Regions from separate parts of the Homo sapiens genome. Here all the other regions are linked to region 1. Evidence: chromatin loops called from intact Hi-C (ENCODE). Cell type or tissue: GM12878. All regions are shown on one strand. Region 1 holds the start of C3orf36 (chromosome 3 putative open reading frame 36). Region 2 overlaps SRPRB (SRP receptor subunit beta). Region 3 overlaps NPHP3-AS1 (NPHP3 antisense RNA 1). Region 4 has its middle 11 kb from the start of ANAPC13. Region 5 overlaps BFSP2 (beaded filament structural protein 2).

Region 1 (5,000 bases):
TATCAAGAAATTTTCTGGTGGTCATGGAAATGTTCTATATCTCGATTAAAATGGTGGTTGTGTGGTTGTATACATTTGTCAAAACTCATTGAACAGCAAGTAGGCTTAAAATTAATACTTTTCATTGTTCATAAACTATATGTCAGTAAAGCAGATTTTAAAAAGTCTTTTTAAAGCTTATTTTCTATTGTCTCCAAGTTTTTGGTCTAATCACCTAAGGTTGGAATGCCATTAACTGAGACAGGAAAGTCAGTGAAAGGAGGTTTGGGGAGGACGAGGAGCTCAATGTTGGATTTGATTCTCTAGCAGGCCACAAGCAGTCACCTGGCGATCACCACTTGTTCCTCACATCTTCTGCCCATCCATCCTCAAGCACGGCCAATCTTCCCTGGTCATTATTTCTCAAACAGCCTTTCTTTCCTTCTGGGCTTGTCTTTTCCAACATCCACCTGGATTTCTGGTGTTTTAACTTGACTTTTTTGAGTGTGTGTGTGTGTGTGTGTGTGTGTGTGTGTGTGAAAGTTTTAAATACCTACAAGGGCCAGGCAGATGATGTGGGAACCGCAGCCACCCTGAGAGGACAGGGTCCATCTGAAGGACTGCCCTCTACTCAGCTCCAATCCATTGTTTTTGGGCTGGAATGCTGCACCAGGGTTTTTCAAGAGAAAACCCCAGTCAAACTCTCCCAGTGTTTGGAGCTAACTTAAAGACATGCAAATATCTTGTAGGCCAACTAGAACTCTTGTGCTGGGCCCAGGCTCAGCCAGTTTCCAATGCCTGTTTTATAACAAGGCAAGTTCTGGTGCTGGGATGGGCTCCCGCATGGCCTTTTGCTAACCCTGCATTCTGCGCTGGCTCATCCTGGCTGCCAGGAGCCTGTGGGTGCCTGGGATGCTCCTGCTGCTTGCTGGTCCTGCCCTCGGCTCTGACGTCTCCTACTCTAGTATCCCAGTGGCCATAATGACAAGTAGGCCTCCCTCCTAAGGACCTTTGCCAGCCAGGTTCCCTCTTCCAAGTACACATGTAGCCCCAGTGGCCTTTTACACCCTGAAATCTGGTTGCATCTTGCCTCTGTTAAAATTCTGTCAGCGACGCCCCATCATCCACCAGCAGCACCCTGTTAGTTACTAAAGGAGATGTACATGATACACTCTCTCCCTCTAGAATCCACCACTCACCACGCTCTGCCTGAGGCACCTTGCAACTGGGGGCGCTACTTACACCCTGCCCTCCAGGCAAACATGGTCCAGTTTTCTCATCTCTGAGTCTTCACTCCTGCAGTCCCCTCCGCCCAGAACACCTTCTCTAAGGCCCCTGTCAACAAACTTACCCTATCCTTCCAGGCACAGTTAGAGCTCATCTCTGCTCCAGATCTCCAATCCCTAGGGAACGGGCCTCTTTCACCTTTGTTAATCCACCACATACACCGGCTTCCCCCTGCATTTCCATGCAGGCATCTGTCTGTCTGTTTGCACTTCTCCTTCATGGCACTATTGCACCTGTAATTGATCAGCCAATTGCAGCCACAGTTTGGATGCTTTCTTGGTTGTCTGTCTGCCTTCTGTTTGTCTTGTTCACCTCTATAGGCCTGGTGCCCGGCTTGCCCGGGTACCTGAGTCTGTGACGGGATGGGTACCTGCCCCTTTCCCGGGGTGGACAGTGCCTGGAATGCTGACAACAGTTTCTTTCCGACATGCAAGCCTATCTCGGGGCCAGGCCCCAGGAGGTGCTGTGGTGAAGGTTTTGGGAATTGGAAGGAGGAAGCAGAGGCTACCTAGCCCCCTGCAGTGGCTGAATAATGGTTCCCAGATGGTGCCAGTGACGCAGTGGGGAGGCTGACAGCTTCTGGGTGCGAATGGCCCCACAATGCGGCCGGGGACCACCCTGCTCACGGCCGGTCAGAGAGCCTGAGGAAGCCGTGTGTTCCCGCGGGCCCTCTCGGTGCCTCGTGGCACCTTACTCTCTACTCCTCTTGTTCTCTAACGTGTTTAATACACTTTCGTGCAGAAAACATAAATAGACTAAACGGTGCTTTATCGCGGGCAGTCAGAGAGGAAGTTTTCTCGAGGCTGTGTCCCGTGAGCAGGCGCCGGTGGGCTCAGCCGCCGGGCCCTCCGAGTAGGGGAAGGCGTGCGTGCGTGCGTGCGGTGGGCGCGGGGAGCCCCGCAGGCCCGAGGGCGCCCCGGCGGGGAAGCGGGCTATCGGAGGCGCGCTGAGCCGGGTGGTGGAGTCCCGCCCGGCTGGCTGTGGGGCCGCGGGGGCGTCCCGTGGGCGGGCTGGGCGTGGCGCCTCCGCGGGTGGCTTCCCCGGGCCGCGGCGGAGGGGCGGCGCCCCCTGGTGGCGGAATGCGACTCCAGGGCGCAAGGGGCCGCCCACCCCGCCTCGCCCACCCGGCGGGGGCCTCCGCGCCTTTTCTGAGAAAGCCAGAGGAAAGGAGCCGAGACCGCAGTCCCCTGGGCCCGTTTCCTCGTCTGTGGAATGGCATGATTATTGCATCTCACAGGGCTGTCGTGAAGATTCAAGGAGCAAATGTATGTAAAGCGCTTCGGATGTCTGGTACATTCTGAGCCTTCAACCCACCTGAGCTGTTGAAACTCTGGGATTCAAGCGATTCGGGTCAAAGAGGAACGGTGTGACACCTGCCTCTGTCCTTTCCAAGGTGGACTCAGGGATTGCATACGTCTCATCCAGAACCCCCAGTCTCTCTTTTGTAAGCTGGCGGTCATGAGATGTAATGAGGAAAAGGTTTAAACAAATGTTGGTCCCTATCTGGGACCTCTGAAGTCACTTTTAATGGATTTGGGGATTTTACAGATTTAAAAAGGGGTGCCTACTGTGGCCCATTTATAGACCTGTGGAGCGAAGAGAAGGAGATTAGTCACACTGGGGGCCGGAGTAGAAGCCGTTTTAAATTAGTTGCCCCGCTCTGCCTTGAGACTGAGACTTTCTGACTCTCAGTTTCACCCTTGGGTTCCAGCACCCAGATGAGAAGAGAGAGAAGGTGGAAGAGGAAGAGAGGGAGGGGATAGAGCAGCGGCCACCACCTCTCCCTGAGAGGGCGCAGAGTGGGTGGTTCCCCCCAGGTGAGCAAGGTGGGGGCCCCGTGGGTGTGCTGGGTAGGGGTGGAGTGTGCTGGGAGCACGCGGGAGGACTGCGCCTCTGCTCCTCGGGGTGTGGCGCGGCCCACTCAGGAGCCCCTTCCAGTGTAGACTCCAGGAGGGTACTCTGAGCTAGGAATGCCTTCCTGAGCGTGGTTGGTGGGGGCTCTAAGGCCATTCCTCCAGGCCCTGAGGGGGCAGAGAGACACGTGAGCACTAACCCAGGAGCCGGGACTAGGCTGAGCCCACTACTCACAGCCTGGGGTAAGCCAGCCTCAAGACCCTCCAGGATGGTCTCAGCCTGCATCCGACTGCCTCTCCTGCCTGACCACTGCGCTCCTTCACAGGCCTCTGGCCGGCGAGTTCTCAAGATGTGCAAAGGTTTCCTGCTTCCTTACCTTTGCACACCTTTGCTTATTCCTTTTGCCCAGAAAGTCTTTCCCAGCACATTTGACTCTCTTGAATTCCAGTCTCTCCCGCATGGCTAGGATCAAGCCCGTTCTCCCATCGCTCATCAAATGAACTCAGAGCATAGTACTTTGCCCTGTGTTAAGGTCTTGTCTTAGCTCTGGATTATATGTCCTTGAAGGGTAGGGACCATGTGTTTGTCACCACCTGTCCTTATACACATCAGGTAGTACATAAATCAAGGGAGGCGTGAGGGACAACTGGAAGGAGCCTCGTTTTCTCCATGTACAGGATGGGACTAGTCATAGTGGCCGCACAGGGCTGTGGGAACTCTGGTGCGATTCTGCCATGAGTCACCCCATCTCCTCCTTGCCTGCAGGGTCTCGCTCCATCAGCTGTCCTCTTGGACCCCGCAGCCTCCCCATCCTGTGGCCTTTTGCCCCAGCAAATCTCTCCTCTCTGAAGCCATCCTTTCCTTGACCCTGCATCTCTCTCAGCCACCACCCCATCTCTGCCTCCTCTGAGCAAAATCGTCTTTCCCACCTCCCCAGCCCTCTGCAGACTGCCTCGGCCTTGCCTGGGCATCATCCCCTCAGCTTCAGGGACCCACAATTGGTGCTTCCTCCATTGGGAAATCTTTCCAGACTGTGCTTCCCAACCCCGACAGCCCCGCAAAGCTGGTTTAAGTGTCCCGGTGAGCAACTGTGTCCACCTAGGTTCACTACCCACAGTAGAGGGTTTTAGTGCTCAACCATATCTGCTCTTTTCTTCTCCTGAGCACACAGAATATTCTGTTCCGCTCTTGCGGCAGCTAGGCTGGGAGCAGAGTGAAGAGCGTTACTTTGGGACAAAGCATTGCTTAGCAGTGCGGGATCTTCCAGGACTTTCTTCCCCTGCCCCATCCATCATGGCAGCTTATAATGAAATGGAGGTACCTCAGGTTCCAAACAGTCTGAGTTACTGAGACACTGGTTGGGGGGGCTCTCAGGCCAATCCTCCAGGCCCTGAGCAGGCAGAGGGGCACTACTGAGCCACTGACCTGAGAGTCACCCAGATCACCACAGGTTCTGTGAGCGAGATACCATCTTTTGTTGTGTCAAGTGACTAAGATTCGAGAGGTTTGTTACCACAGCATAGCCAAGCCTTTCCCCACTGATTTACTGATTAAAGAAGTGTTTTAAATGGGTTAATGGCTTGGTAAACTGTAAAGATCTGTGCACATTTTAGTTATTATTATTGCTGTCAAGTTGTAGCAGGGCTGGAGACATGATGTGGCTGGAGAGTGGAGGAATGGCCAGGGTATGCCATGGAGAAAAACTTCCTCTCATTTATGATTTGCCAAGGGCTTTTCCAGGATCTGTTTCCATATTTAATCTCTGATGAAAGGTTATAATGAATCTGGTGTCTGGTGCTACTGGCAGGAGATGGACCTTTCTTCCAGGTATTTACTTCCTGTGGTTGCGAAAGATAGGATGTATTTCTTCTGGATTTGCT
Region 2 (5,000 bases), 110 kb before region 1:
TTGGGAATGCAATTAGCGTCATTACCTGACCTCTTTATTTCCCTGATTGAATATAAGGAAGGGAGTTATTGTTTATTTGCCATGGGCTTTGTGCCAAACCAGAGCTTGTTTCTTACCTTTAGTACACTTAATGCTTTAAACATACCGTCTTAGGATCAATTGGAAACATGCTAAGTTTACTTTAAAATGACAGATAGGGCACTGTCTTTTGGCATGTGAAGGCACTTCTCATAATCACAGCACTGGTAGGTTTTCTTTCTGTTAAACTGAGTAAACTTATATGTTTTGAATTGAAAGGTCTATAAGGTGTGGAGAACTTTAGGGAAAGCTAAAGTCAGTTTTAGGGTCACCAGCATAATATGTTTATAAGCATTATCTTGGGAAAGCCCCTAGTGCAAGTATAAAGCTTACTTTGATAGAGAAGGAACTAGTGATAAAAGGTCTTTTTTTAAAAAAAGAGAAAAACTTACTGGTTTAAATAGGAATTTTCCTTCTGTGTAAGAAGTCTTGGGGAAAAAACTCATTCTCGTTTAAACTACAACAGTGTCTTTATTTCTTTACAGATATTGCAATGGCAAAATCAGCAAAGTTAATTCAACAGCAGCTGGAGAAAGAACTGTAAGTGTGAAAGAGGCCTGTTGGTTAATTATATATCTTAACACTTAGACTGTAAGCAGCATATTCATGTTTCTTTTGTTTGGTTTTATGTGATTATCACAATTATAGACTGAAGATTAGTGTGATAAATATTTGTTAAATAATTTACAAAATAATGGAATCACAAAAACTTACTAGGGTGCTTATAGATATTTTAAAATTTCATGGAAAGAAGATTTTTTTGAAACCATAAACTTAATTTATTTTACCATTGTTACTAAATCATTTATAGTTGAAAGGTTTTAGAAGCTAAAAAAGTTTACATGCCAACTTGAGAACGGTGTTATTTCAGTGAGTGGAAGTGTTTGTTCACCACTCAATAATGCCTGTGAAGTGGTATTTAAGGATGCATGTAAATAATAAAAAATAAAAACTGAGAATCAGGAAAAAAGAAATTAAAACATTTAAAAGCCACTTTGGAAATTATTGTTGACAGAATAAGAACAGAACACTGAGGAAGACTACAAGTCTTTGATACTACATTATAGCTTCTTAGATTGTTAAAATACTTGGCAATATTATATATCCTGCTTTGAGTGTTTCAAGGTTTGTAAATTGAGCTATAAGCTTTTGAATTTTAAGGCATCTAGCATGTCTTCTGCGTTATGCCAATTTGTAAGAGCTAGCCAAAAGCTGGTGTAGAAGAAATGATCAACATTTATAGTAAAGCAAGTTATGTTTTCTTATTGCTTTTGTGTAAGGCCTTGAAAAGGATCTGATGAGGAAAAACTGTATAAATTCAACTTTTAGAAACTTTTCTCCCCACTATGACTTACTGACTCCCTTATTCATTTAAGAAGCACCTGTAGTGCATCTAGTGGATGCCAAGACTGCAGTTGGGAGCAGCTGTAGGAGGAAATGTGTTCCTGTACTCAGGAGCTTAGAGTCTGGTAGAATCTAGTCAGCTTCGGGCATTGGCAAACTCCTGCCTGGGCCTGCAAGCCAAGAGTAAATCGACATTTTTAAAGGGCAGGTAAAAAACAGAAGAAAAATATGCGACAAAATATTTAATTTCTGGCTCTTTGCAGAACAATTTTGCCAGCCCTGCCTATGCCATTTTCAGTGGTTCCTTTCCCGTCTGGAGCTGCGAGTTTATCACCCTGTCCTCCTGTGCTCTTGATGCTCACTCTCTTGGATTGTATCTGTTGCTGCCATTAGGTTAATAAGGACATTGGAACAATTGGATGGTTGGGTTTTTCTAAAAATTCTCTTGAAATTGTTGGGAATTGTTTTGGGGAAGCCAAAACTGTCATAATGTTATTTGTGAATCAGTCTTGGGTTATTTTTAACAGTACAGTCCAAGTCTCCCGTGGTTAAAACACATGTTTTCCATAGGCTGTTTGCTTTTCACTCTATAGACTTAGAGAAAAACAATACAGAAGCCAATCCTTTTTTAAAAGCATTGAAAGGCAATGCTTTCTTAAAAGGCAGTGAAACAAAATGTTGACAAATTGTAAAGGTTAACATCAGTTAAAATTCGGAATCTGACTAATTTTAATCTCAGATTTATGAGAATTAGGCCCTGTTAGCTTAGAGGCATTTCATAGTCTCTCAATAACACGGTATATTATATTTACATGGCCTTGTGGCAAAAGCTGAATACATGTTTTACTTTTTTCCTTAAAAAATTTTTATTGTAAAATATCTTACTTATAATAGTATATATGTCACATGCATTAAGCTTAAAAAATATTAAAATGAATACCTATGTACTCACCACCATGCCTAGAAGGCCCCTGTTTCTCCCCAAAAGCTTTTCCCTCAAGAGGTCAGCAATATCCAGTTTTGTATTGTTTTTTAAAAATACTTTTACAGTGTGTGTGTGTGTGTGTGTGTGTGTGTGTGTGTGTGTTCCTTCCTAAACAAGGTATTGCTTAGTTTTGCCTGTGGATTCTTCACTAATTTTGAAGCAACTTTACAGAACAAGAAATGCTTTATTTTGTAAGAAAGAAGATTGGCAGCATGTATTCCTCTGCTTCTGGATAGCAGAAAGGGGAAGGGGAGGCCGACAAATGAGTGTTGCTTATGCACCCTTTATTAGGGCCAGCAGGTGGCAGTAAGGGGACTTACATTGGGAAGGTTTTGGTGGTTAAAGAGGTTGGATAATAGTAATTCTGCCCTAGTTAGATATGAGAATCTGGAGTTGGTGGATTTCTAAACTCCATATCCAAATAGACTCAAGATAAAAATACATACCCTATCTACCCACACTTAACTTTCAGAAACTTATGTTTTTATAACACTTAAAGCATGTATTTTAAAAATATATTTTTAGACGGCTTCATTCAGTAGATCCTCTTAGAAGGGGGCCTTGGGCTGAAAGAAAGTTGGTGTGACCTGGTCTACTGCTGACCTGCCTTCTAGCCCTGTGAGGTCTGACCCCCCCAGCCCGCCCCACCTACCTCACCTCTCTGTCCAAGAGAGGGACTTATAAATGCAAAGGATTATTCAACAATCTTAATAGCATAATTGGCAATTCTATAGTTAAGTTTTAAATGAGTGCTGAAATGTTTAGAAACTAATATGATTTAATTGCTGTATAAAAATTTTGCCTCCTGACTTCTTTCCTTTTGCCCCACAGCAACACCTTACGAGTTACCCGTTCTGCTGCCCCCAGCACACTGGACAGTTCCAGCACTGCCCCTGCTCAGCTGGGGAAGAAAGGCAAAGAGTTTGAATTCTCACAGTTGCCCCTCAAAGTGGAGTTCCTGGAGTGCAGTGCCAAGGGTGGAAGAGGGGACGTGGGCTCTGCTGACATCCAGGACTTGGAGAAATGGCTGGCTAAAATTGCCTGAGAGGCAGCTCTAAAGCACAAGACCTGGATGTGTGACACACAGTTTTGGAAAAAGGTCTGTGGTAGTCTGGAGTTGATGAGGAAGGGGTACAAGATGTGGTTAGAAACATTTCTTTGTTCTGGAAACAAAGTACTGTTGAAACCAGCTTGGAATTTTTTTTTTTTTTTTTTTTAAGTTCAGTTCTCCCTTATGGCTGCCTTTCAAACAAGTACCTTTTATCTGATGCCTGTATCTTCCCTTTGTTAAGGTGTAACTTGATGTAGGGTCAAGGTTTTTGTGACAACAGGCAGACTCCACACAGAGAGGATATGATGAGAATATGGCCATCACCTGAAAAGTTTTCTTATCTTCTGTGCTTTTGGTCCCTGGAAACAAATCCGCCTATGTATGAAGCTAGTTGATTTCCAGTTGCACTATTTCCAGTTGCCTCTGAAGTTCACAGGCAATACATTGTCTAGTCCTTTGCGAATTTCTCTGATTTGTGGGCACAGTTATGAAGTTTCCCCACATGTGAAGACAGGTACAAAATAGCAGAGCCAAGCAGACAGTGGGTCTATTCTTCATTAGCTCAGTGACTTGTCCACACTCGTCTTAGCACTTACGTTTCAAAAGCTTGTCACAAACCCTTGGAGTCATTCCCAGATAATAGAACTGGAAATGATAAATCCCCTAATGCCAAGGGTCTAGTGTGTTCTTAGTGGTTATACTGGGAAGTGTGTGGAGATTTAGGTGCTGCTCTGCTGCTCTGGATGGCTGAAGGCTCCTGGGCCATCTTCATGTGCTGCTTGAAGAGCTCCTATTTTGTACTCCTGGCTAGAATGCTGTGGAACAAATACAAAGTGAAAAAAGTTCTCTGTAGATTTCTGAAGTGCATATTCATTGATGCCAAGAAAAAAAAAAAGTTGCCTTTTTGAAGTGATGTTTTTTGCTGTCTTCTTAAACACAAGGCTTTTTTGAATGATTAGTATATTTCATGGTAAAGAAAACAGCCTGTCTGGCTCAAAGCAATTAAATAGAATGTAATGGTGAGTACAAATGAGTGCACATGTCAGGACTCAGGTCTAACTCCTTGTCTCCTGAGCCTAAAGATTGCAACATACACAAGAACACACTCCTATTCCTACCCCACACACTCAGGGACAAGCCCAACTAAAGCTTACAAGGAGACCAGGGTGGCTCTGTCCAGGGGAGAAGCCAGTTATGGAACAGTGCATTGAGAGCCATGGTAGGAGAGGCCCACAGTTCTCTGGAGCATGCAGCAGGGGCACCCCACCTGGCCTTGAGGATCAGGGGGAGTCAAAGGATAAAGCATGGGGCTGATGACGTCTGAGGGAGTGTGATCCTCCATGTATGGCCTCTGCCTGCTGTCTCACATGTCCCTTCTGGTGGTCACTTGGGCTCTAGGAGTATACGTCACCTCAGACCATCTGGCAGAAATACTCCAGGCTCCTACCCCAAAGCACATGTCAGCCTTGCTGCTGGAGCACGAAGACAATGTAAATGAAACATGAAATGGAGGAGTTGTGAGACCCTGACCCTGAGTCCTTA
Region 3 (5,000 bases), 1.2 Mb before region 1:
ATCCTTGGGCACTGTGAAGAAGACACTTAAGGCCACAGGTCAAAGTGTGCACATTTCACTGGTCTGAGACAGTTGTTCCAGTAGGGAGGAGACCAGGAAAAGGAGATAGGGAACGAGTTGTTATATGGTTGCCATAGCTTAGATTCTGGCAAAATGTTGTGCAAGTTATTTGGCTTCTTGCACTTTAGTCTCCTCATCTGAAAACGGAGATAATAGTAGTTCACTTTATAGCAGTTGTAGACATCCAAATGAATAAACTAGTTTTGATTATGTTTTGTTTCCCAGGGATCCAGAAAATGCACTATTTCATTTAAACTCTCTTTTCTAAGTAACTTAGTAGGGAGACCCTAAACATTTTTTTGGCAAGCCTGACATGTATATTTCATTCTTTGAAGGCTGTTTTGATTGATATCCAGCAAAACTAGGGCCTCTCTGTGACAGAAATCACTGGCATATCTGCATCCTTAAATACATATGACTACCATTGTCCTAAAAAATAGTGTTTCTTCACTGTTTTCTGGCTATTACATTTTGAACCCGAGTCAAATCAGTCGATGGAGATGGTTATATTCTGATGGTTATATGTCTGTTACATTCTGACGCCAAAAGGCAAAAAGCACCAGACTTCCTTATAAAAATTATTTTATTTTTTAAGATGACAAATAAAAATTGTATATATTTTTGGAATACAACATGATGTTTTGATACATGTATATTTTGTGGAATGGCTAAATCAAGCTATTTAACATATGTATTACTTCACATACTTTCTATGGTGAGAATGCTTAAAGTTTCTCTTAGCAATTTTCAAGTACACAATATATTGTTATTAACTGTAGTCACCACGTTGTATGATGGATCTCTTGAGCTTACTCCTCCTGTTTAACTGAAACTTTGTATTCTTTGACAAACATCCTCCAGCCCCCCCTCACCACCAGCCTCTGGTAACCACCACCATTCTACTCTCTGCTTCTGTGAGTCCTCTTTTAAATTCCACATGTAAGTGAGATCATATGGCATTTGTCTTTCTGTGTCTGGCTTATTTCACTTAGTGTAATGTCCTCCAGTTTCATTTATGTTGTTGCAAATGGCAGGATTTTCTTCTTTAAAGGCTGAATACTGTCCCATTGGAGATATATATATATATTAAATTTTCTGTATCCATGCATTTGTTAATGGACACTTAAGTTGATTCTATATCTTGGCCATTGCGAATAATTTTGCAATGAACATGGAAGTGTAGATATCTCTTCAACACACTGATTTCATTTCTTTTAGGTATATACCCCTTGGTGGGATGGCTGGATCATCCAATGGTAGTTAAGTTTTTAGTTTTTTGAGGAACCTCCGTATTGTTTCCATAATGGTTGTACTAATTCCTACAAACAGTGTGCAAAGGTTTCCTTTTCTCCACATCCTTGCCAACACTTATCTTTCATCTTTTTTTTTTTTTTATAATAACCAGTCTAACAGGTGTAAGGTGTGATAAGCTACAACATTTGACAGTTTAACATTTGACTGTAACATTTGACAGTTTAAAAGTAAACAGGCTTCCAAATTAACCCACCTTGGGAAGGTCTTATAATTCATGGTGACATCCTGTCCCTCAGTAATGAACCTTATGAGTTCCTCTAATTGTTAATGTACTAATAAAGACATACCCTACTGACACTGAAAAGGATGCTGATTTGTTTTCAAATTACAAAGTTTTACTGGTTGTCTTGTACATAGACATTTTAGCCTATATGTTGCAATCTGTATCCAATTATTGTAACTTTTATATTGTACTCGCCAATGAAAAAGGACAACTCCTATGAGTAGTCCCCCTCCCTTCTCCTAAATTTTCCTACAAAAGCCTTCTAACTTGTAACGGACTCTGGAACCCTCCCAATTTTGTTGGTGTGTCTTCCTGGGTTGATCCTCACATTTGGCTTCCAAAGTAACTTTATCAAATTATTTCTGCCTTAAGAACCTTAATTTCAGTCAACATTCTGTTATAATCAGCAGGATTCCAGAGCAACTTCCCTGGATCATCCAATGTGGCTTTTGACCATTATGCATGTACCAGTAATGAACCTATTGTGTTCCCAAATTTAAATGCTCCTGCTGGGTGCTACAGATGGGTTCCTCCTGGAACCCTCACATCTTGGCTGAAGTTCTGGTTTATTGAAGCTAGTTTCCTCCCTGGCCAGGAGGTACAATGACTCTTTCAGCACAAGAGTTACTGCTACCAATTCAAGGGAAGGGTTTTATTGGGAATTTTAGGGCAGAATAAAATAGGAGCTCAGTGAATTGTTTCCCTGGAGGCTAGGTGAGACAATCTTTCCTTAGTTTTCTCCTTCTCAATCACATGAGGGCACTCTTGCTCCAAAGATGAGACATTTACTCCCTCTGGCCAAACTGTTCACTTTTTGCTCAGCTTGTAGGCTTTAGAAGGACTGATCATCTCTTGCCCCGAGCATCCCGACCCTTCTTTGGAGGTGACTTGGGAGTCCAAGACACATAAGAACTCTTTTCAGCCCATTGTATGAAATCCCCAGAGGAAAGATTCATAGTCAGCACACCTGACCCCTTATAGAGCTTGTCTTGCTCAAAGCAGCCAGGAAAATGCATCCAGACTGAAGGTATACCACCTCTGTTGACACTAGCTGGTTTCATGTTGTTTTACTTGCAAGTACTTGGATAAGTGGACCCATCTAACCCAGGATGGTCATCAGCAGCAGTGGCCAAAATGGGGATGTTTTGAAAATGCCTAAAATAATTTATCTGTGCACACAAATGGAAAAAGTTGGTTTTGGAGCCAGATTGAATGGGAGACTTACTTCCAACAGCACCTAGAAGCTTCTAAAAGAAATTCTTTGAAAAAAAAAAATGCCTCCATTCAAGAGGTAAACAAAAGGATATTTAAAACCATTCAAACCATTGTACATTAGTTGAAAAATACTTAGAAGGCTCTCTCCCTTTCTTCCCCATGGCTCCTCCTTGTCTACCCCTGTTCTTTCATCTTCTCTCTTATATGAACTCATTCCCTTCTGCTTGTTCCTTGGGCTCCCATACATCTCTTAGGCAGAGATTTTTGGAATTTCACAATGGACTCATTTACTTCTTTCAAGGGAGTTAAAATGTATTTAAATTTAAAACAGAAGGAGCAAATGGAACAACTGCAGAATGAGAATGAAACTACTGAGATTCTAAAAATACAGATCCAACAAGTTTTTTCTAAAGTGGTACTAATGATCAACACATTTTATGGTTTATTGCTAGCTTTGCCAAACCATTTGTGGTCTTCCATATACATTAGTAAAATACATACAGCCACCTCCATTAAAGTGGAAGTAAACCTGATTAAACCTTTTACCAAATATCAGATAATACTCTTTAAATGTGCTGCTAGACCTCACAGTCCCTTGCAGATATAAAACTTCACTGGCCTTTTAGAAAACTTAAATTATGTCTCTGTGCCTTGAGATGTAAATTTACTGTACTCGGTAAGATCTTCAGCCATGGAAGACAGATTAACTTGTTGTATTTACAGAGGCACAATTTAATTCAACTGTTCTTTTAAGCTGGTGAGTTTTACCTGACTCATGAATAAAATTTTAAAAGCAAAGCTATAAAATCTTTATTTGCATCTGTTTGTATTTTTATATGTACATGTACACATGTCTGTATTTGTATATTGTTTACATGGTACCAAATTGGTTTATAAATAAATAAGCACTCATCAATTAGTAAGCCAAAATACTTTGTAAATTCATATCACTTGAATAGATCTTTTAGCATGTAAGACTAGTTTAATAAGAACAACCATCTTCTGAGTTTTTGGCAAAATATCCATAAATTTAACTTTAAGCTTCTTACTTAAGTGAATATCTGATATTCACAGACTATAAACGTGGTTAGCAGTAAAATAACTTGAAATGTTGACTAGCTTTGTCTAATATTTCAGTTTTCATAAATATTCTAGGTAAGCTGTTAAAAATAAATAAATTAGATAACTGTCAATGAGATACACCTCTAGAGGAACTTTTCATGTAATTTGAAATCTTAAAGCTATGTTAAATTAAATAATAGATACTATTAAATGTCTGGGTCATTTCCAATTAAGGTAAACATATTATAAGAAAACATGTTTCTAAAGATTATAAAATGGTTTTCATTTATAAGACACTGATATGTGACAAGCAAAGATTCTTGTTGTCGAGGTTGTCACTAAAATGTAAGGTTACTGAGAGTTAAAAGTTCTAATTAATATTTATATATAATTTTATATATAGAATGTGCCAAAAATAAGATGTGTTTTTGATAAGAAAAAATTATAAGAAGTGTTCTTTATTATAAAAATTATTATAAAAATGTGTTCTTTATTGAGAAAGAAAAAATAATTTTGTCTAATTTGTAGGTTACTTAAAGGTTGTTTCAAAATATGGACTTAGGAAGGAGAAAGAAACAAGATTAAAAAGGAACAAGTAACTAGGAGAGAAAAATATGAAGAAGGTTATGGATATGAAGATGCATTTTTGGTAAGGAAGGTTAAAAAGAAAAGAGAATAATTTTGTATGAGAAAGAATCTCATATGATAAAGTTTTGTCCTAATGTAAAATGACTGGTTATTTAAGAAAGAGGAAATACAGGACAAAGCAGAAAGTCCAAGCGTGTTTTCAATGGTCTGCCTATGTCATGATAAGGTTCGTGAAAAGAGAATTTATGAAAACAATTTTGTGTGTGATTAAGTTGGCTATAATTCTAAAGAAATTATTTCTAAGTTTTCTAAAGATTAAGCTTTGACATTGAAAATATGCTAGAACAAAACTAAAAAAATGTGGTCCCCTGTATTATAACAAGGTTTTTGTAAAGTATTCATTTTCTTTTAATAAAATTGCAAAAGATTTTTATTTTAAAATTCTAAAATCCATTTCTTTTTGAAACTTCCTTTTATCAAGATAATTTCTGTGTTGTCCTTACTTGGTTTTGGTTTCTTTAAAAGGATTAAGGGTTTT
Region 4 (5,000 bases), 550 kb after region 1:
GAGTCATTTGGTTGTTTTCAAATTCTCCACCCTTTGCCTGTTCCCCCCACCCACCCCCATCAAATCCGGTTTGTGTGTGGTGTGCGTGTGTTTGTATACACACACAGTTGGCTCTTGGTAAGAATAATATTAGCTGAAAACAGGAAATTGCAATTATCTGACTATTTTTGATGTATAAAAACAGCTTTTTCATATGGTTCAACCCAGTTGGTAAACTAAAATAAAAATCTAGGTGGAAATCCTTATAGTAATGAGCAGAACTAATGAAGGAATGGGGTAACCACTGGTCCCAGCTCTGTAGTTGTGTTTCTCACACCTGCAGCACTCAAGAGGCTCGATTCTGCAACAGCTGCATTGCTGTGACCAGGGTGACAGAGTGCAAGTTCATATAGTAGTTGGCTAAGAGCCAGATGAAATTTAGGCAGGGACATGCCCTGAGATTGGGTGATAACCTCACCTCAAGTTCTGTACCTCTCCTTCCTCCCATGGTCAGTGAGGCTAGTTTTCAGGAGGCAAAAAAGACAGAGGGTTCAGTTGAGCTGAGGAACCGATTTCAGCAACTGCCTAGGAGATCATTCGAGGACCTGAACCCCTGTCAGGACTCTGGCAAGCCCGGGGGTCTGACCCAGCATTCTCCCTGTCGCTCCTCCTGGCCCTGGTTGCTTTTCTGTCACCCCAAAGGCCAACACCCACAGTCCCTTGAATTCTCACTTCTAAGGTGAGGGCATTTGCTGGGTTTAGTCACTGTCCAGCATGGAACCCTGATGGATACCATAGATTCAAGGATCAGCTACCCAATTTATGGGGCCAAGTACCAAATGAAAATGTGGGTTCCTTGTTAAAAAATTATTAACACTTTCAAGACAGCAAAAGCGGAGCATTATACCAAATGCAGGCCCTTTTGAGTGCAGGCCCAGGGCAACTGCCTTGCTTGCACGCCTGAGCAGCTAGCTGGTCCAGGCTGGTTCCGGTGCAGAGGCCAGCACCATCCATCATCTGGGCCAGGAAGGCCACAAGGTATGAAGTCCCTTTAGGAGACCACCCAGCTGCCTTTTCAGGCCTGCCACTACCCAGTCTTTCCTCGAGAGCTCACTGATGGCGTATGGCACAGTGAGAGTGAGAAACTGGTGAACAAATATAACTGTGGGTAAAGCGGGGCCAAATCAAGAAAGGAAGCTTTGAAAAACAGTCTTTTCATGGAATTAACCTAAATGCCCACCAATGGCAGACTGAATAAAGAAAATGTGGTACATATACACCATGGAATGCTATGTAGCCATTAAAAAGGAGATCAGGTCCTTTGCAGGAATGTGGATGGAGCTGAAGGCCATTATCCTTAGCAAACTAACGAAGAAACAGAAAGCCAACACTGCATGTTTTCATAAGTGGGGGCTAAATAATGAGAACCAATAGGCACAAACTGGGGAAAAGCAGACACTGCGGCCTACTTGAGGGAGGAGGGTGAAGGAGGGAGGGGATCAGGAGAAATAACTACTGGGTACTAGGCTTAGTACCTGAGTGATGAAATGATCTGTATACCAAACTCCTGTGACAACAGTGTCCCTGTATTAACAAATCTGTACATGAATAAGAGTTTTTGTTTTGTTTTTTTTTTTTTTAAAAAGAAAAACAGTCTTTCTAGAGCCTAATGGATTATTCCTGGATGATGCCTAAATTATCCAAACGATTTCATGCAAAGATCTGGGAAACAGCTTAATGAAAGAGCCCCAGGCCTGACTATAAGTTGGGGACACAGGTGGGCAAAATTCCTGGTTCCAGACCTCTTTTTCTTTAACCAAAAGTTCTGAACTGCCCTCAACTTTTGGGTGCCCTCACTTTGCCCCCGACAAAGCATGAGTGGGGAGCCCACTAGGTGAGCTGCTCAGTCCAAGCCTGGCTGGCCAGAATCCCAGGAAGGCTGTGCTTTCCTCACATAACCGCTAGCTAGCACTTTGGGCAGCCCAGGTATGCAGAATCACTTTCAAGCGAAAGATCACACGTATTGAGAATCTTCAGCGTTCAGAGCTAACAATCAGCCAGTGATTCAAACTTTCTAAAAGGAATTGAGCGCCCCCTGCTGGGTATTGTAGCATTGACATTAAACTATCCTCTCAAATGCATCAAAATCTGAAACTACAGAGATTTAATCTCGTATAAAATCCAGTGACAACAGGACTCATGGTGACAACATTATATATGAGTTTGATAAAAGGTTGAATCTTTAAATGTTTCATGACTCCCATGCTCCTATTAAAAATGCTTCTAGTTCTTTATCTCAATTTTAGAAACAAGGTACACACTTTAAAGTTCTAAGTATTCTGGTAGGATTTTCTTCCCATGTCACAGAAAGTTTTACAGGAAAGGTAACATGGTCCTGGGAGAGGACATGGGTTTTGGGATCAGACAACCTAGGCTGGAATCCATTTACTATTTGAATGACTTGGAATAAGTCTTTTTTTTTTTTTTTTGACGGAGTCTCACTCTGTCGTCCAGGCTGGAGTGCAGTGGCACCGTGTCAGCTCACTACAACCTCTGTTTCCTGGGTTCACATAATTCTCCTGCCTCAGCCTCCCAAATAGCTGGGATTACAGGCGCCCACCACCATGCCCGGCTAGTTTTTTGTTTGTTTGTTTTTGTTTTTAATATATTCTTAGTAGAGACGGGGTTTCATCATGTTGGCAAGGCTGGTCTCAAACTCCTGACCTCAGGTGATCTGCCCGCCTCAGCCGCCCAAAATGCTGGGATTACAGGCGTGAGCCACCGTGTCCAGCCTGGAATAAGTCTTTCAATGTTAACTTGGAACAAATCATTTAAGTCACCATCTCCTGATCAATAAGGACAATGCTATCCACCTAAAAGGTGAATGTCAGGGCTGGAACTCATGTGTTTAAAGTGCATAGAAGTGCTTGATTAACCATCGTGTCATCGTTACGATACTATTACGATGTGAGTCTAAGTTGGGTTTCAAAGGATGAGCAGCCCCTGGACTCAGACCTTGTTTCCAGAGACTAGGGGCTGTAACTTTAGTCCTGTGTCTAGCTCAGAGATCTAACCCCTGGGTCATGAGGGCAGTGCTCACACTGGGCAAGTCTGGACAATTCCACCTCGAACAAATATTTCAAGTCCTTCTACTTTTACCTCTATCTTGCCAATCCAAACTACCATCATTTCTCACTTGAGCCAAAGCAAAGCTCTTCTAATTTTTCTTTCCACTTCTATTCTTATCTCCAAAGTGATATATACATATATATATATATTTAAATCCAATCTGATCAGGCCACTCTCTCTAGTTAGAACCTTTCAATGACTTAGAAAAACTTTTTTTAGCCAGACACCTGCCTACCCACCTTGCTTATAATGCCAGTCCTACCTCCTGGCTTTATGCAGTTAGCTCTCTCTGTAAGCAATCCTCATCTCCCAATTCTTTCCCTTATTACTACTACTCATCCTTTGGGTGTTGGGTCACAAGCTCAAGGAGGGTACAAGAGATAGCACATTTCTTTTTTTCAAAGCAAATTAAGTCCATTTGGCCTCACTCTGCTGCACTGCAAGCAGAAATTAATTCTGTGGTCCCTGGGGTGTCCTTTCCCCTTCTTAGGGTCTTGCAAGCATTTAGGACACTCATGAATGACCTGGAAAAATGGGTAAAGACCTCTACTCTTCAGTCTATCTGGGTCGTTGCTATTATCTTCACTGCCAAGTCTGAGGGGGCCCTTGTAGGAGGGGGTTCCAAGCTTGGAGGTCTTTGCCTTTTCTGGAAGACTCAGTGTTGAGGTGCAGGTTTCCTCTGGAGCACCCAACAAACCATGAAACTCTGAAGTTCACCATCTCACTGTGGTACTGAGTGGAACACAGCTTTCCACTACTCCTAAGAGGTTCCTGTCTGCAGACCCTCTTCTCTCCCACCCTCCCCTGCTTCCCAAACAAGGACTAGGGTTATTATTAAGCATGTCCGCTTCCTGATGTGCACGGGAAGCACACAGGACCTGGTTACTTCCTTGGAGATTGGAAAAAAATTCAGAGAAAAAATTAGTATTTCAAATTATGTGCTATAAAAGCTGCTAATCACAAGGTCTCCCTTGGATTATTCAATATAAATCAGATCCCCTCCAGTCACATTCTCCTATACTGCAGCAGTACTGTTGGTACCCATTCCCCCAGCTACTGTGTATTGGCTGTCAAAGGCTCACAGCTGTGAGAAGAGATTTTAGTTATTCAGTGTTTCCAGAGTTTCAACAAGGGATACGGACACAAGCAGCCGAGGCTGCTTCTTACAGAGTGTCCTCTGGAGAGGCGTGTCACCTGGCAATGCCTGGGAGGTTATGCTGTCACTGGGGGATTGTGGGAGGGGCCAAGCCAATGACTGACCAATTCATACTCAGTACAAAGGCCTAACCCCTTGCCTCAAGGTGAGAAAACTCTTGGCATCGTCATGGGCCAGAAATCCCACTGGATCAGACTGAAGCTAGACTTCAGCTCAAACCACATCTTGGCTCAGCTTCTTTCCCTGCCCTATCCTGTTTACCTTACAGGACTCTTCTGAAAGCACCTCAATAAATCACTTGCACAAGAAATCTCTGCCTCAGGCTTGGCTTCTGGGAACCCAACCTAAGTCACATCTTTTATTTTTCCTTCCTAGCATACGCCCCAAATTGAAATCATGTATTTGTATGGCTAATGGTTTAATGCCTGTCTCCCCAACTAAAGGCTCCATGAAGGGAGAGGCCACACTTACTTTGTTCATTGCTATACTCCCAGTGCCAGGCATGGTGCCTCCCACAGAGAAAAGCAATATGCAGGCTCTAAACTGGAAAGCTGTCAGGAACCAATAGGCCACATAGCCTCTTGGCCTCCCTCTCCAGATACTTTCCTTTTTGGGTGTTTTGGTACAGACAATTGAAGAAAGCTACCCTGTAACAGCAACTTAGCATTTCTTGTGCCCATCATCCTCAAGCCAGTCCTAGACGGAGATTTCGAAGCCCTGGTTGACAAAATCTGAC
Region 5 (5,000 bases), 500 kb before region 1:
CCCATGAGTCCTTGCTGTTGGATTCCAAAAAGCAAAGGGTCCACTCTGGGGCCTGGGACAAGCCATCAAACTTCCATCTTGATTCTTCATCTTTCATGATTTCCAAGAGCTCTTCACATTCTAAAACTCTATAATAAAATTTCTGAGTTGAGGAAGCCTAGAAGCACATGGCAGAGAATTCTGCAGAGGCCTCCCTCTTCTGCGTGGGAGGAAGTCCCCACAGCTCAGCTCTTCCTAAGAGCTCTCTGCCCTGACACCCTACGTGATATGGGCATGTGCCTCCAGCAAGTACAGGGCAGAGAGAGAGAAACATCATTTAAGTGGTGCTGGCATTAAGTGGTGATGACATAGCTTCATGTCCAGTACTGAGTGGGAGATGGAAAGCATGCATTTGCTTCCTTTCCAGACAGGCTGGCTCATTTCCCCTGTGCCTCTCATGATGAGAGGATTATGCATGCTGAGTATGATGCTGGTGATTCAAGTGAGGAAGTTTCCAGATACCATGCATGACTCCTGGTTTAAGCCAATTATCTCATCATGGTTCAACCAAAGAAACAACAATTTATTCAAATGCTGGAGAAAACTCCCAGCCATGCTGGTTTTATTGATTCTGGGTCTCCAAGATGGTGCCCTTCTAAAGAATTTCCAAGGATCATTTTGTGCAATTGCAATGTTCTCCTTAGACCTTCGTCACCATTGGTGGGACTTCAGTGCTTAGCAGCTCAAGGAACCCAGCATGTTCTCCGTAGCTGTATCCTCTAGATCCTCACAGCCTCCCTTTAGAATAAGCAGAACAGGTGTCATTACCTCCTTTTTACAGGTAAAGAAACTGAAGCTCAGCAGTGATAAATACGATGTCTGGTGAAAAGCAGAGCCAGGACTTGAACCTTGGTTTCCCAATCCAAGCCTAACACTTTGAGTCCTATACCTTCTTTTTGCTGATGTTCACACAAGATCAAGTGAGCATTTCCCTGCCCTTCCTAATCCTCTACTTACCAGAATCCCACCTCCCTGCTCCTCAGCCAGCTTGGGGTTGGAGAATGGGGTGGCATTTCAGGCAGTGTAAGGTTGAGGATTCTTTCATGATTCTTCCAGTAGGACATCAGACACATCCATCCTGGCAACAACACACTAAACTGTCCATTACGTCCCACTGGAATCAATTGAGGTTATGTTTCTGACAACAGAGAATAGTTTGTTCCCTTCGTTACATTAGCCTGGGCCAAGGGGTAAAGCATATCTATCCCTTTATTGCCCGTAAGTGTCCCTTAGTTCCAGTGGAGATTAAGAAAACTGGAATTTATTGAGCACATACTATATGCCAGAATTTGTTCTGAGGGTTTTGCACATCTTAAATCATTTAACCTCACAAAAACCCTATGAGGCCATTCCTTGTATGATTCCTTTTTATAGATGAGGAAACTGATACACAGCACCAGTTAAATAACTTTTCCAAGATTCACAGGTTGAAGTGATAGAGACAAAACCTTTAACGTGGGTAGTTGGATTCCAGAGTCTGTATGCCCGGGTCCACTCTCGACAGACTAAAGCTCAAAACAGTTTGACCTTGAGGTTTTCCAGGAGGAAAAGCATGAGGCTGAGGAGAACACTTATGTTAGATTGGATTCCTGAGACGCAAAGCCCAAGCCTAGGGTTCTCTTGTGGGCCACGTAGTATGGAAGTGCTCCTGGAGAAACCCGCAAGAGGCAGGGAGGCAGGACACAGAGGGAAGACCAAGCAAGGGAGCCACCTCAGGGCTGCCCCACCCCCAAGCCAGGGCGCTGGGCTTTCATGCCCCCAGCTGTCAGACAGAGCCAGTAAGTCAAGCTCTGGGGCCCTAGGGCACTGCTCCACAAATGAGCCACAGGGCCCAGCTGTGGGGAGTGAATGCACATGGAACGTGGGGACACAAAAAAATAGTTCCAAAAAAAAAAAGAGGATGGGTCAGAGCAGTGACAGTACCTGCTGCAGCAGCCACGCCTGGGATAGGAAAGGAGCACCTGTGATCTGCCGTAAGCCTCAACAGGTCCCACGCGAATTTCTGAGGAACTTAGATTCCTCTGATGTTGGCAAGTGCCCAGGAAATATCTTGTCAGAGGAAAGTCGGGGATAACTGTCTGTGCAGGGCCACCTTCGGGTAAACACGCAGGGCCTGTTGGAGAGCCACCTGGGTGACTGGGACTGCGTCCACATGACCTCTGCAGTCACCCCGCCCACTGTTCCCTAAGGCCACACTTCCATACCGCCTGCCCTCGCTCTGACCTGCCTTCTCCATCAAACTTGTCCCAGCCAGTCTCTCCCTGTGTCTGTCAGGGTCCCAAGATGTATCAGCCACTGTGCTAGTTTTCTTTTCCAAGTTGATTTTATTTATGCGATCGATCTCATTCTGTTCTTAATTATGAAATATTTTTAACACATAAAAAGCCACCTAATACTCAGCATTGTCAACTCAGTGTTATTTGTTAAAAAACCTTTTTTTAAAACCTGAAATCAAAGATTTTAGATATAATTGAAACTCCCCTTGTACTCTGTCCTGATTGAATTCCACCCCCACCCCCCCAGAGGTCACTGCTGCCCTAAATTTGGTGCTTACCACTCCCATGAAAGTTTTACTACATATGTATAAAACCTTTCCTAGGACTATTTTGCATTATTTTAAACTTTATGTTAAATTGTGTTATACTGTGTATTAGTCAGGGTTCTCCAGGGAAACATAACCATAGAATGTGTACAGAGAGAGATTTATTTTAGGGAATTGGCTCACACAGTTATGGAGGCTAGAAGTCCAAGATCAAAGTGTCAGCAGGTTGGGAGGCCCAGTGAAGAGGTGACACTGCAGTTCAAGGCTGAAGGCTGTCTGCTGGTGGAATCCTATTTTCTCAGGGGACCTCAGTCTTTGCTCTGTTAAATCCCGCAACTGATTGGATGAGAATACCCACATTATGGCACGCAGGCAACCTGCTTTACTCAAAGTCCACCAATGTCAATGTTAGTCTCATCCAAAAACACCTTCACGGAAACATCTAGATTGTTTGACCATCACATATTATTTCCATCTGCAACTTACTTTCTTCACTTATTGTGTTTTTGAGATTTATCTGTGTTGACAAATCTATCATTTCATTGTATATGAGGGGACTTCAAAATGTTCCTGGAAAAAAAATGGAATTAAGAGATAAAAATACAAAATGTAAACTTTTTTTTTTTTTATTATACTTTAAGTTTTAGGGTACATGTGCACAATGTGCAGGTTAGTTACATATGTATACATGTGCCATGTTGGTGTGCTGCACCCATTAACTCGTCATTTAGCATTAGGTATATCTCCTAATGCTATCCCTCCCCACTACCCCCACCCCACAACAGTCCCCGGTGCGTGATGTTCCCCTTCCTGTGTCCATGTGTTCTCATTGTTCAATTCCCACCTATGAGTGAGAACATGCGGTGTTTGGTTTTTTGTCCTTGTGATAGTTTGCTGAGAATGATGGTTTCCAGTTTCATCCATGTCCCTACAAAGGACATGAACTCATCCTTTTTTATGGCTGCATAGTATTCCATAGTGTATATGTGCCACATTTTCTTAATCCAGTCTATCATTGTTGGACATTTGGGTTGGTTCCAAGTCTTTGCTATTGTGAATAGTGCCGTAATAAACATACGTGTGCATGTGTCTTTATAGCAGCATGATTTATAATCCTTTGGGTATATACCCAGTAACGGGATGGCTGGGTCAAATGGTATTTCTAGTTCTAGATCCCTGAGGAATCGCCACACTGACTTCCACAACGGTTGAACTAGTTTACAGTCCCACCAACAGTGTAAAAGTGTTCCTATTTCTCCACATCCTCTCCAGCACCTGTTGTTTCCTGACTTTTTAATGATCGCCATTCTAACTGGTGTGAGATGGTATCTCATTGTGGTTTTGATTTGCATTTCTCTGATTTTCTTCTGCAATGCCGCTTGACCCCAATACATACTCGACAGTAGTTCCAAATAGCCAGAAAACGGCACTTTCAATTTTTCCACCCTACAAGATCTAAATAATTCTTGTCATAAAATGGGCAAATGGTCTGAGGTGCCTGACGTCCAGGCATTCTTTTACGCATCGGTCCCTCTCTAGTCTCTGTTCCCAATGCAACTCATCCCAAATCTTCCTTCTTTCCCTCCCGCCTGTCCCCTCAGTCCCAACCCCAAGCGTCGCTGAGTCTTTCTAATCTTCCTTTTCTACAGACCCATCTGACCTCTCCCCTCCTCACCAGGCCGAGCTAGGTCCCAATTCTTCCTCAGCCTCCGCTCCTCCACCCTGGTCCGCTCCTTTTATCACCTCCCCTCCTCACACCTGGTCCGGCTTATGGTTTCATTCCGTGACTAGCCCTCCCCCACCTGCCCAGCAATTTACTCTTAAAAAGGTGGCTGGAGCTGAAGGCATAGTCAAGGTTAATGCTCCTTTTTCTTTACCCCAAATCAGATAGCGTTTAGGCTCTTTTTCATCAAATATAAAAAACCCAGCCCAGTTCATGGTTCGTTCGGCAGCAACCCTGAGACGCTTTACAGCCCTAGACCCTAAAAGGTCAAAAGGCCGTCTTATTCTCAATATACATTTTATTACCCAATCTGCTCCTGACATTAAATAAAACTCCAAAAATTAAATTCCGGCCCTCAAACCCCACAACAGGATTTAATTAACCTCGCCTTCCAGGTGTACAATAATAGAAAAAAGTTGCAATTCCTTGCCTCCACTCTGAGACAAATCCCAGCCACATCTCCAGCACACAAGAACTTCCAAACACCTGAACCGCAGCAGCCAGGCGTTCCTCCAGAACCTCCTCCCCCAGGAGCTTGCTTCAAGTGCCAGAAATCTGACCACCAGGCCAAGGAATGCCCGCAGCCCAGGATTCCTCCTAAGCCGTGTCCCATCTGTGCGGGACCCCACTGGAAATCGGACTGTTCAACTCACCTGGCAGCCACTCCCAGAGCCCCTGGAACTCTGGCCCGAGGCT

The links. Peaks named below come from ENCODE experiments on the same cell type or tissue, not always from the same donor. Only the 100,000 strongest peaks of a DNase experiment are listed, where the experiment ranks them.
Region 2: it touches region 1 in a loop (10-fold over the local background); 91 of 110 quality-filtered maps call a loop at or near these places.
Region 3: a loop joins it to region 1, with 23 times the contacts of the local background. A loop is called at or near these places in 33 of 110 quality-filtered maps.
Region 4: a loop joins it to region 1, with 5 times the contacts of the local background. A loop is called at or near these places in 20 of 110 quality-filtered maps.
Region 5: a loop joins it to region 1, with 7 times the contacts of the local background. A loop is called at or near these places in 2 of 110 quality-filtered maps.

What each region holds. Positions count from the first base shown.
Region 1 is chr3:133,925,399-133,930,398 of GRCh38, forward strand. C3orf36 (chromosome 3 putative open reading frame 36) reads right to left here and starts at 4,414. Exons shown (of 1, transcript NR_161373.1): 1 at 2,747-4,414. RefSeq lists a silencer at 2,043-2,572. In GM12878, a CTCF peak has its summit at 2,346 (motif pointing left); no DNase peak of the experiment used is centred here; H3K4me3 peaks cover 877 bases.
Region 2 is chr3:133,816,315-133,821,314 of GRCh38, forward strand. It overlaps SRPRB (SRP receptor subunit beta), which reads left to right. Exons shown (of 7, transcript NM_001379313.1): 6 at 564-618; 7 at 3,239-5,000. The coding sequence ends at 3,452. Among named protein-coding and RNA genes, the nearest start is that of SRPRB, 13 kb to the left of the region's middle. In GM12878, a CTCF peak has its summit at 2,711 (motif pointing right); a DNase peak (open chromatin) is centred at 2,667.
Region 3 is chr3:132,728,922-132,733,921 of GRCh38, forward strand. It overlaps NPHP3-AS1 (NPHP3 antisense RNA 1), which reads left to right. Exons shown (of 11, transcript NR_002811.2): 3 at 4,403-4,523. Among named protein-coding and RNA genes, the nearest start is that of NPHP3-ACAD11, 9.0 kb to the left of the region's middle. In GM12878, a CTCF peak has its summit at 2,349; no DNase peak of the experiment used is centred here.
Region 4 is chr3:134,472,055-134,477,054 of GRCh38, forward strand. No RefSeq gene overlaps it. Among named protein-coding and RNA genes, the nearest start is that of ANAPC13, 11 kb to the right of the region's middle. In GM12878, a CTCF peak has its summit at 2,083 (motif pointing left); no DNase peak of the experiment used is centred here.
Region 5 is chr3:133,426,559-133,431,558 of GRCh38, forward strand. All of the region lies in intron 1 of BFSP2 (beaded filament structural protein 2), which reads left to right. BFSP2-AS1 (BFSP2 antisense RNA 1) reads right to left here. Exons shown (of 4, transcript NR_189064.1): 4 at 1-777. Among named protein-coding and RNA genes, the nearest start is that of BFSP2, 29 kb to the left of the region's middle. In GM12878, a CTCF peak has its summit at 2,561; no DNase peak of the experiment used is centred here.